Linked DNA regions of Homo sapiens: region 1 is linked to region 2. Evidence: chromatin contacts called from ENCODE Hi-C data. All regions are on one chromosome and are shown on one strand. The core of a region is the stretch at or near the end of the contact, and the rest is flanking DNA. Distances in the headings are between cores, read along the strand shown.

The links. Hi-C counts contacts between places; a loop is a spot of excess contacts on that map. Pooled maps may share reads with other maps.
Region 1: a loop to region 2 is called in a map of Caco-2, with 2.6 times the contacts of the local background. The contact joins two enhancer-like sites. A Hi-C loop is called at or near these places in 3 of 168 maps with a recorded cell type or tissue (Caco-2, chondrocyte and left cardiac atrium) and 12 of 50 pooled maps.

Annotation. Positions count from the first base shown.
Region 1 is chr4:138,197,530-138,203,601 of GRCh38, reverse strand. The region is part of intron 6 of SLC7A11 (solute carrier family 7 member 11); the gene reads left to right. Among named protein-coding and RNA genes, the nearest start is that of SLC7A11, 42 kb to the left of the region's middle. Within about 2 kb of position 3,966, at least 9 of the 41 ENCODE cell types and tissues checked have a DNase peak (open chromatin) inside an H3K27ac peak, as active enhancers do.
Region 2 is chr4:138,909,668-138,915,363 of GRCh38, reverse strand. All of the region lies in intron 2 of LOC105377448 (a long non-coding RNA gene), which reads left to right. Among named protein-coding and RNA genes, the nearest start is that of NOCT, 100 kb to the left of the region's middle. RefSeq lists an enhancer at 4,024-4,605. Within about 2 kb of position 4,288, at least 19 of the 41 ENCODE cell types and tissues checked have a DNase peak (open chromatin) inside an H3K27ac peak, as active enhancers do.

The sequences.
Region 1 (6,072 bases), core at 2,717-5,216, 710 kb after region 2:
TGATAAATCATGTGGCAGAAATTATGGCAAACAGCACCATAATCTCCACACTGTCCAAGTCCAAAGATATGGATTAAACTGCTTAGAGGAAAAGGATGCATCAGCATAGTGTTTACGTACTATGCAAAAATATAGAGCTATCTTTTTTTAATGAAAAAGATACTATCATTTATTTTCCCTGACAATGGAAGAACAAATGGGATTTAATTAAATAAGAATATAGTTCATTTTAAAATTAAATTTATATTTCAAAAGCATTGAAATGAGAATTTGGTTAGGCATTGGAATTCTCAAAATAGAGATAAAAAGGATTATTGTTTAGCCACAATTTAGGGGATATTCAGGTTGAAAAAATGACACACTAATGCCTAAATATGTTTCTAGTTCTAAAATATTATAGTTATCTTTTTAGATTACTGAATATATGAGAACAAATGTAGGGAAGCATGCCTTACACCACAGGCCTATTTTATTGGGGTGGGGAGGGAAGAAGGTGTCACGTACTTTTAAGGTAAAGGAAGTCCTTAGTTAGATTTTCCTTTTTCTTATAAGTGTGGTAAGGTCAAATAGAAATCTTAGGTCAGAGTTTCTAAATATTTTAAATAAGGTGTATTAAAGATCTGATTTTACTCATTTCGTATTCTAAGTGAAGGGCAGGTATAAGGAAGAGAGTAAAATAGCAATGCCAGTGCAGGATATGAGTCAGCCTGGGGACAACTGGCACTTCCAGGCACAGTGAGCATCACACTGGTGTTGTGAAGGTAGCTCTGCACTTGGAGTCAGGTGGCTACAGTTTTAGCTCTTGTTTTGTAAATATTTGATTTTATGTCCTTAGCTACATCTTTTGTCCTCTCTGAGCCTCTGGGTTATCGGCTGCAAAAAAGAAATGGTGGAGTAGCAAATTCTGAGTCTCCCTTCAACTCTAGTATGTTCTATGATTCTTGTCGATGACACACGAGTACCTAGTTTGACAAGGAGAGTACATGACTATGGGAGCATGGCTGAAGGGTGGAAATGTAAACAGAATATCTGTCTTAGGGACACTTTAGAAAAAGTGTCAAGAACATGAATCAAGAGAAAGGGATGCTATGGCCATTTTCCAGATCCCATGATGGTTAGGAGATTAGGCAGGACCAAAGTTTCCTCAGTTGTCTCAGAAAATGTTAAAAAGTTTGAATGGGTAAATGGAGGAAATGAGTCCAAACTGGCACCCCTTCAAAATGGAAACTTAGTTATTACATCTGAAGATCTAGGATCATATCCAACCTATAGAATTGAATTCTACTTAAGGGATCACCTTAAGTAGAGTGTCTTGTGATATAAGGAGTGTACCAGGAAAAATATAGATTTTAAAAATGCTTGTTAAGGGTGCCATTAATGTGGTATAATGATGAATCCCTAATCCTATTTACTACTTTTATTATATATGCCCACAGAAGATATAAAATGGTCTGTAGCCTCTGTGGTCCAGAAGGTTTATATTAGTCTTTTATTATGTGATTCATTATTTTTCTCAAGAGCATAGACATATGGGATTGCCCATAAGTATCCATAGATGCAATTATATGAGAGGAATCTTTTCTGATGGGTCTGCTACATTTCAGTATTAGACATTCCCCATAATTTAGTTAGGATTGCATTTATATATTTCTAATATGCTGCATACATAAAGAAAGAGAGGGAGCGATCCTTGTCATGACTTTCAAAAGTCTGCATTAATTCATTCCTTTTCCCACCTAAGTGGGTATTCTAATGCTTACCTTAAGATCGTTGTGAGAATTAGATATAATTTATGGCTGTGTCTGACAATGCTTTGCTCATAGTAGATACTTATTTAATGGTATGCTTTTTATTGGTATTAAACATCATGTCATTAGTTCATTTGTCACCCATAGGGACTATCAGATCAGGATTTGTGGACATGGGGAAGCTGTTTCTTTTCTTCTGTACTGCTTGACTGTTGGCTTTGAGAAAACCCATTCTCACGAGGGAAAAGACACTCTTACTTGAAACACCCGGCCATGGGAAATGACAATTATCTCAGTCTCAGAGTTGAAGCATTTCTAATCTCCAATGCTGGAGGTTGTTTTTCAAGAACATACAATATTTTTATAATTGTTTTTCTAAGGAGACAGGCTCATAGTTTTTTAAATCACATGGTTTTCCTGGCTATTTAGTGCTGTACCATATTATCTTTCTTTCCCTTTCTTATATGCTTTCTCTTAAAATTATAGAAGTGGAAGAAATACATCTTGCTGTGACAAAAGCTTAAACAATAACCCGTACTGATACATATTATTGAGAATGCAGTGATCAAATACAAAGGCCACTGTTTTATATATCAAGCTGTACAATACTATATGAAAAATAGTTCATGATATCAAGTTCATGGCATAGCATTAAAATAGGCCAAAATATGTAAAAACTAGAGCTTATAATACATAGCCATATAACACAAAATGAGATATTAAAGAATAGAATGTATGATTTTATGAGCAAAGTCATTTCTAGGTCCTGGGAGACTGCCCCTTGCACAATGCTTTTCTTGGTATCCCAAGTCCCACCTCTTCCGAAGAATCTCTTCTATTGGCTTTTCATGATGCTATTTCTTCTTCCTCCCTGATAGTCTATGGTCATGGCCGTTCTCTAAGAGATAGATAGCAAAGGATTTATTATAGTAATGTCTCTACATTTCAAAATGGTTTCAATTATCATATTACCCGTGTGTACAAAGAGTTCTCTACTTGGTTACCTTCTTCTATTCACACATTGACTTGGCTTAGTGTATTGGACTCATTGTCATAATTAAAACCACAATTAATTTGACCTTGAGAAAATAAATTGTCAAAGCCTGTGATGTTAGAGTTAGGAGGGGAGGAACCATCAAAATTCACAACCCTTTTATTGTGAAGCTAACGAAATAGAAGCCACAGAGATGGATTAATTTGTCTATATTTATAAGTTAAAATCCTGATCCTTTTCTAGTACTCTTTCCAAATGCTTAGTGTTGTTGAATAGAAATCTAAGAAAGATGGCTATGGCAAGATTTTAGCCTTGAAATTAGCTGGGGGAAATGTAATCATTAGAAGTGACCTCTATGTCATTTGAGAATAGAACAAAACTGCTTTTAAAAATGTGTCAGAGCATTAAAATTTGCCTGCATTTGACTTTCTAAAGCTGTTAGTCAAATAGATAATGAAAGAGGGTGCTAGGCTAGTTGAAGTAAGTTAATCCATTTCAGGTCGTTTACTGAAGGTCATTTGGTTAGAAGATTAAAATAGAAAGTTTACAATTAGGAAATGCTGAAATGTTAGAATATTATAAGGAAATAGCTGCTTTTTATTGTCTTTAACATCTTTACAGATACACTGGCTCTTAAAATAGGTTAAATATCATTTGTGGAGGCAATATTTAATTTTTCTGTTATTGATATTGTCAAACAAAGTCTCACTTTCTATATTCTGGCCTGAGGCAAGTAAAAGAGAAATTGAAATAGAAAAGAAGATTAACTTTGTTTTCAGCCAGAAAATGACAAAAAGAAACGAGGGAGATAGACAGCAAGTGGAGGTCATGATTTTAAGGTACTATTCGCTAGCTGCTCTGGGTCTTGTGGAAAAAGGTTAAATGTGTTTTAAATGTATGTAAGTGTTTAGCTATTTATTCCTCACAGTGCAGTGTCCTCTTGCCAAGGAGAAGTGATCAAGTGGCAAATGTTGGGGGAAAGCCACTAGAAATTGAACTCAATGATGTCTTTCTCTGAGCTGCGGAATTGTTTGTCTTTATGCCAAGTCACAACGTGGACTCTGAACTGCAGCAAGGGAGAAATCTTCAGTTTGAATACATAGGTGCTTTTCAAACCATTGAGTTTATGATGCAAGTCTGTGACTAGGCAGGGCAGGTATTTCCTGTTCTCTAAAAGATAGTGCTAGTTCTGCTCTATTGCTGCCATTTCTATAGCAATACCTGGGTGGAATTCCCTCCCTGCTTAACCCTGCCTCCTCCACTCCCTGCCTCTGATCTATGCGCACTTAGAAACACAGGATATCCTGATTATCCTGTTTCAGTATTTCTCATAATGGACACATATTGTTTATTCTATTTTTAAATGACGGGAACACAAATCTCTACCCAGTAGTTGTGGTCGATGATCCATTTAGTCAAATGAAGAAAGGAAAATTTATATGTATTCTGTACCTTATTGGAAGTCAAAGTAAAACTTTATGATTGTGGTAAGTATTTTCAGTAACAGTATATAGCATTTCCTCCTTTCTTTTAATAATAATAGATAAACAAATTTAAAATGCCAAAAAAATATGATGAAATTAAAAATCACCTGTAATATCTTAATCACATCAAATAAAAGTACTCACTGTTATTATTTTGATATTTTGTTTCCCCCACAGTTTGTGCGTGCGTGTGCATATATGTAGTGCATTATATTGCTTGAGATAAATGTAAATGTGCATTTTTCTTCCTAACTTTGGTGTTATATAATGTATTTACTTGTTTGTTTATTGTCTGATTCCCAAGGCCAGGGCTTTGTCTGTATCATTACTGCTGTATCCCTGACAGCTGGAAGGTTCTTCCAAGTGTGCCCTGCCATTTAGATTTGCTGCATCTCAAGCTCAACTCCAGCTCTTTCTACTTATGTGCTATAGATCTGTCTCACCGTCTTCATTTCATGTCATTTTATTATATTTTCGTATATCACCTAGATGTTAGTTAAGAACATTTTTAATGCTAGTATAATATTTCTTTGTGGGGATGTGCCAATATTCTTGTGCTCATTTTCTTGTTGGACATTGAAAACATTCCTAATGTTTCTTAATGTATTAGGTTGGTGCAAAAATAATAATAATTCTGGATTATACATTTCATATATAAATCCTTACATATCCAATTATTCTCTTAGAATAGATTGCTAGAAGAGAATTGCTGTGTCAAAGGCAACAAACTTTAAAATGGTCTGTCTATTATCAAGTTGCTTTCCAAAGTGGATATATTAATTTCCTCTCCCAATAGCAATAGCTAAGAATACTTATAGTGTTGGGTGTCATTATTTTAAAAAATCCTGGTTAATTGAAAGGCAAAAATTACACCTCATGGTTTGAAAATGCATTCATTTGATCACCAGTGAGGCTCAATACTTCCAGCATTTTTAGCAGCTACACGTGGTTACCATTTTGGAGCATGAATATTGGTGATTCATCAGAATTCTTTGTATATTATGGGTATTGATTCTTTATCTATTATATTATTTGTAAAAAGTTTGTCCCAGTTTTTCACATTACTCAATTTTCTTTATGATCACAGCTTACAAAACTTGTGGTTTTGTTTCTATAATTTGTAGTTAGATATAATAATCATTTTTTATTTCTGTATTGCTATTATGATCTGCAAATTTTTACATCCCTAGATCATTTTCATCTCACCCATATTTTCTGTTTGTTTGTTTTTTCTGGTTTCTTTTTTACAGCCCACTCTTTACCTTATCTGGAATGGATTTTTTTTTTAAACCTGATATAATATAGGCTCTTGACTTTCCCCCAATTTTCTCAATATCCCAGTATTAGCAAATAGTCATATTACTCCTTAGTTTATGATACTTACATTATATTATATTGATGATACTTTTTATTTATTATATTATATTTATGATACTTACAATATATTACATTGATACTTGTCATTATAATAATAAAATTAATGTATTTTTATGTTATATACTAAGTTGTATTTCAAGGCAATCTATTCCACTTGCCTTTTTATAGATATATCAACCAATTACTATATAATTTTATTAAAAGTTTGTAATACTCTTTTTTAATCTGAAGGGAAAAGTAGCCTCAATTATTATTATTTTTCTCTGAATAAGTCAACATTGAGTATAACTTGTATTTGCATAGAGGTCGTTTTTACTCTTAGCTGTTCAAGTGGATGAAGAGAATCTGTATAGTGCTTTTAAATTTAAAGCTCATGGTGTTTCAAATTATCTTGGTAGTGTTATCTCTCATAATTAAATCTGCTCTATATAAAGATATAGTCCATGTATATGGCTGAGTCTTTTATAGT
Region 2 (5,696 bases), core at 3,039-5,538:
GCCTGGGCAACATGGTGAAACCCCATCTCTACTAAAAATACCAACACCCCTCCCCCGCCAAAAAAAAACCAACCTAAAAAAAATCCAAAGTGCTGGGATTATAGGCATGAGCCATTGTGCCTGGCCCATATCGAGTCACAGAAATTCTCTTGAGCGATAAACGAATATTACTGGCTCATGTCACCGCATTGTTTATCGGTAAACTGGGCTTCATGTGAGGTTGATCCAAAGGTACACAAAATCATCAGGATGCTAGCTAGGGGTTTCTTTAATTTAAAAAGTTTTATTTTTCTCTCACTCTCCTCATGGTAGCAAAAATGATTTTATTTCATAATATTTCTCTTTCCAAAGGAAGAGAAAATACTTTTATCCTAAAGTTCCAAGAAAAACCCTGAGAATCACACTGATGGGCCTGCTTAGCCTACAATGCTTACCTCTGAGCCCAGTGTTTTGATCAGGGGGATGGAAAGTGCTGGTTGGTGTAGAAAATCTCTGGGGCTCTATCCCTGGGATAGAATCAGCTCCCCTAGAGCCACATAGATCCCCAAACAGAAATCAATGTCCACTCAACCTTTATTGCCTCTAGCCCATCCTTGTTTTTCTACCTCTGAAATAAAAATTTAATAAGAATGTTGATGGATGAACAAATAATGAATGGTTTTGGTGAGTTAGTATTGTTCCTATTTTTAGCCAATCCCTTAGCAAAGTTAGGATGTTTGCCTCCAATTTTGATCCTTCCACATTTCATGCATGGATTGCAGGCCTTTCCTAATTAGATGATGTGCCTTTTGAAAGCAATGACTACACATAACTTCTCAAATACTCTCCCTAAAACATCAAAACAAAAAAACCCCAAAAAACAAAAAAACATGTGTTTGCAATTTAAATAGGTATTGCCAATGGCCTAAGCTGAAGCCTTGATTGTATCTTTGTGAGACCCTAAACAGAAAGGTATTAGCAATACCTATTTAAATTGCAAACACACGTATCATTATTTATTTATTTATTTATTTTGAGATGGGGTCTTGCTTTGTCACCCAGGCTGGAGTGCATTGGCAGGATCATGGCTCACTGCAGCTTCAACCTCTCGGGCTCAAGCAATCCTTCTGCCTCAGCCTCCCAAGTACCTGGGACTAAAGGTGCATGCCACCACTCCTGGCTAGTTTTTTGTTTTTGTAGAGATAGGGTCTCACCATGTTGCCCAGGCTGGTCTCAAATTCTTGGGCTCACACAGTTTGCCTTCCTTGGCCCCTGAAAGTGCTGGGATTACAGGTGTGAACCACCCCACCTGGCCACAAACACATATATCTTTTGATCTAGCAATCCACTTTTAGAATTTTACCATACAGATATATACTGGCACACATGTAAAATGGTATATGTTCAAAGTTATTCATTGTACCATTATTTTTAGTGGAAAAGATTAGAAGCAATCCAATTATCCATTAATATGGAACTGCTTAAATAAATTACAGTGGAATGCTAAACTATACTCTTGCAATACAAAAAAATGGCCTGGCGTGGTGGCGGGTGCCTGTAGTCCCAGCTACTCGGGAAGCTGAGGCAGGATAATCGCTTGAACCTGGGAGGTGGAGGTTTCCGTGAGCCGAGATTGCACCACTGCACTCCAGCCTGGGTGACAGAGTGAGACTTCGTCTCAAAAAGGAAAAAAAAAACAAAGGAAGGTCTCTATGCATTGGTATGGAAAGACTGACAAGTCTTTGGTTAAATGGCAAATGGAAAAAGAAAAGCCCAAGGTGCCGAACAGTATGTAGAGTGCATTACCTTTTGTGAAAAACAAGAAGGAAAAATATGTATGTTCACATGTGCGTGTATTTGCATAAAGGAACTCTGAAGGATACCTTACAAATCCAATAAAGAGTATAGAGAGCTGGTGGAGGACAGGATGGGAATAAGATGTTTCACTCTGAACCTCTGCAGACTGTTTGATTTTTTTGAAACCTGTAAATGTTTTACCTATTCAAAAAATTTTTAAAAAATTCTGAACCTTTCAAATGCGTTTCCCTCTTGCCTGTCTGGGAAGTGGTGGATGAAACACTGTAGGCTCCTTTATCATTTATGTAGCGCTTGTGCTGTCTCTTGCCTTAGGCTGGAGGGGACAGCTTGCTGTAATGGTAAAGAGTGTGCCTGGAATTTGGAGTCAGTCAAACCTGGATTCCAATTTCAGCTCCATCACTTGCTAGCTGTGTGACCCAGGGCGAGCTATGTCACCTCTCTGAACTCTGTCCATTTACAGGAGTGAAGAAAAAATCAGATGTTAGTAACATGCTTAGCACAGTGCATGGCAGTTACTAAGTACTCTTTAAATGATGGTTAATATCAAAGTACAAGGACCTAGATGTCAGGGGCTTTCTGCTTTGTTTTGATGTGTTTTTTTTTTTTTTTTCTCCCACCAGCTCAGTCTTGGGAGTGCTTTGTGTAAAGTCAAACAGAGGGCTGCCATGAACATGAGATGATGTGGATGGTGACATATTTATTTCCTGAGAGATTGCAGGGAGATAAGTTTTTAGAGTTCTTGCTTTTAACCCATAACTAGGAAGAGTAAGTTCTTACCTAGTCCTGGAAAACAAGGGCAGAAACTGTTGCCTGGTTTCCACCTCAAGGCTTGACCTACCTTGGTTTCCAGCACGGTCAGGTAGCAGCAGGACAGCGACCATGAAACCAAGGGCCCCTGGAGGCTGGGCTCCCTGCCAGGACTCAGGAGGAGTGGGCCAGAGGCTGAGCAGCCTGAGTCTCCGGTGCTTTCCACCACACTACAGATGCTTCTTTCCATTCTGCTGCTGGAGCCCTGAGAGGATCGTTAATTCAACAAATAATTATGAGTACTTACAATGTTCCCGGCAACTGGCTATGATTCTAGAGAAACAAAGACCAGTGAAATCTGGTTTTAAAATCATAGCTAAGACCGGTTCTTAGTACACTTGCCCTTTGTTTACTGTGCAGGTTTAAAGATGTGAGTTTCCTTAACTCCTTCCATTGTAGATTTATTCTCCTACCCTTTTCAATTTTGTCATTTAGGTCTAGCTGAGACCATAATATTTTTTGGCTTATCTAAAAGAAAGACATTTAGTCCCGTTAACCTGAAAGTCCAAAGGCACTGATATTCAGCCAGTGAAGACTTTGGTTACACAGGGTGCATTTAGCTTAATCCATAAAAGAGAAGTAATATTATAGCAGCCACATCCCAGAACAGGGAGGGTGGAGGTGGCCAGTGTATTTGCATTAAACCCTCTGTGTTTACACAGGGTTGGGAACAAGAAATATCTAGACTAGTGGATGAGTTCGTGACGTTTTGGCAAACATAAAACTTAATGTTACCTCCCATTTTTCCCATGTATCAGCTTGAGACGATGATGATAGAGGATGGCATAAAAATAATGAAGAATCTTTAGAGGATTTATTTCTTTAACACTGAAAACACCATTGAGGTGCTTTGATATTGTAATATCAAGAAATTGCTAGGCTTCCTTATTGGCTGAGAACTCGGCTTCCTATTCTGAGACAACTAATTCAGTTTCTATCCAATAGATGAAAACTGAAATTAAAGTGAATTAGACCTATTACATACTACGTGATTAATACATAAGGCTGGGACCAGGTCTTCTTTTGTCTTAGTAGGGAGTAGTAGCTGTATGCCCAGCAAATAATGGATCTGAACAATGTATCACCCCCCATTTCAAACCCTCTCTAGCGGTCTCCAGTGCAAGGGGTGGAGGTGTTGGCTCCCTGCAGGTATAAACACACAGGCATGGGGCATAACGTTCCAAATCAGTGACCAGCATGTCAGAGACCCTTCTGTATCCGTGCAGCACTGAGGTGGAAGAGGAGCCAGGGCTTCAGTGAGTTCTGGGCAGCTGAGAATAACAGCACCTCACTCCCACCCCTCACTTGGCCTGTGCAGGGGCTCTCTCCACATTTTATCGGCGTTCTGAATGCACTGCATGTGTTTCCAATGCTCTGGGAAATGGAGTAGAGACCCAGAGCTCTAGCCTTGGAGGGATGGCTGAGTTTAGCCAGGTGCTGTGCTTGAAGGCGCTGTTAGTTTCCAGCCACCTCCTGAAATGTGTCCGTCCTCACCTCCGCCGCTGACTCACAAAGGGCAGAGCCTGCCATGAGATCCCAGGCTCAGTACTTGGGTTGTTCGTGTCATTTCCTGCAATGTTTATCCGTCCTCTCCGTGTACTTTGCCAGCTAGAACAAAACAGTGCTGCTATGGAAACTGCAAACACCAGGCAATCCTGGCCCCGCCACTTGGCAGCCCAGCCGGGAGAGAGATAATGGCTTTTGTTGTTATCTATCGGATGCTGATGCTCAGTCGGTTGTACCCTTAGGCCCTAACTAGGGACACGCTGACACTGCACCTTAAGCTCTCTTTTGTAAACTTCCTCTGCCTGTGATGCAGGCCTGAGATAACCAGTCCAGCTAGGGCGCCGGCTCATTATCCTGATGACAACCTGGGGCTTTATACTTTCCTGACAGCTTCTGTAGGTTCTTCACTCCTAGGTGACCCAGAACACTCAAAAAAGCCTGCTGAACTCTCCAACTTGCAGAGCCCAACTGATTGGCAAATCTTACAACCTGTTTTCCTTTCTTTTTTCCCCCCAGTGCTAATAAATACATTATCCCAGAGACAGCTGTGACTCATGCATTAAACCCAGACTGCAGCAGAGTGGTGGTAAGACTCACCCCGGCAGGTGCAGCCCACGGCACCCAGAATAGTGGCTATTTTTTTTTTTTTTGGGATGAATACAAATTACAGCCCTCTAAAAACACATTTAATACAAAACTCCAAAAGGTTATTAAAACCTCTCTGTTGGCTGCAACATTTAATAATAGGTCAATTTACTCTATCAAACATCAACAATAATAATGCTGGGAGAAGAGGAGCCTCGGAGACTGAATAATTGGATGCGGCAGCCTTTCAACCCTGGGTTGCCAGGTTAAATCAAACACAACCTGGCAGGAGTAGGTGTGGACAAACACAGCTGTGTTTAGAATGCGCTGATGTCTTGGTCTATTTTTCCAACATTTGTGCTTTGAAAAGAGCTTTCTGCTTGAAATGCAGCCTCTCTTGTGCTTTGGAGCTCACATGTGTGGTAGAAGAAAGTTATTCCATCTCAGTTTCTGAGATATCTCAGGCACTGACTTTCTTGTTCTCTTAAAGTAGTTTTTTTTTTTCTTAGTAACACCCATTTTCTCTGGTTTCAAACTGCTCTTTTCTGGAGGAGATAATCGCCAAAAAATCTTTTGACCCATTTGCTTGCAAATGGTAAGAAATGTTTGATATTCTTAAAGCTCTTGGCACATAAAGTAGGGTGATTTTCAAATTCTGTTTGATCCTTCTAAAAGCTAGCTAGCCTTGTTCTCAGAAAAATTGTGCAGGCACAAAAATACAGTTCTAATTTCTGACTATTATTTCACACTTGTAGGCTGTTGCTCACAGGAGTGTATGGATGAGAGAGAGAGGTGTGAGGCCATCATCATTAATGGTGCTCCCTTGCCTCAGAGAGGCAGCAGCAAGGGCAGTGCTGGTTAAGAATTTAATGGAGTCCTTGCATATGGTAATCAGAAGCTGGAGGTTGCCTGGGTGTAGCTAAGGGAGCCACAGTCAAAACGTAAGATGTATATGACTTATCAATGGGTTGGATTCTTATTTCCGGTGGCCAAGGGGGCGC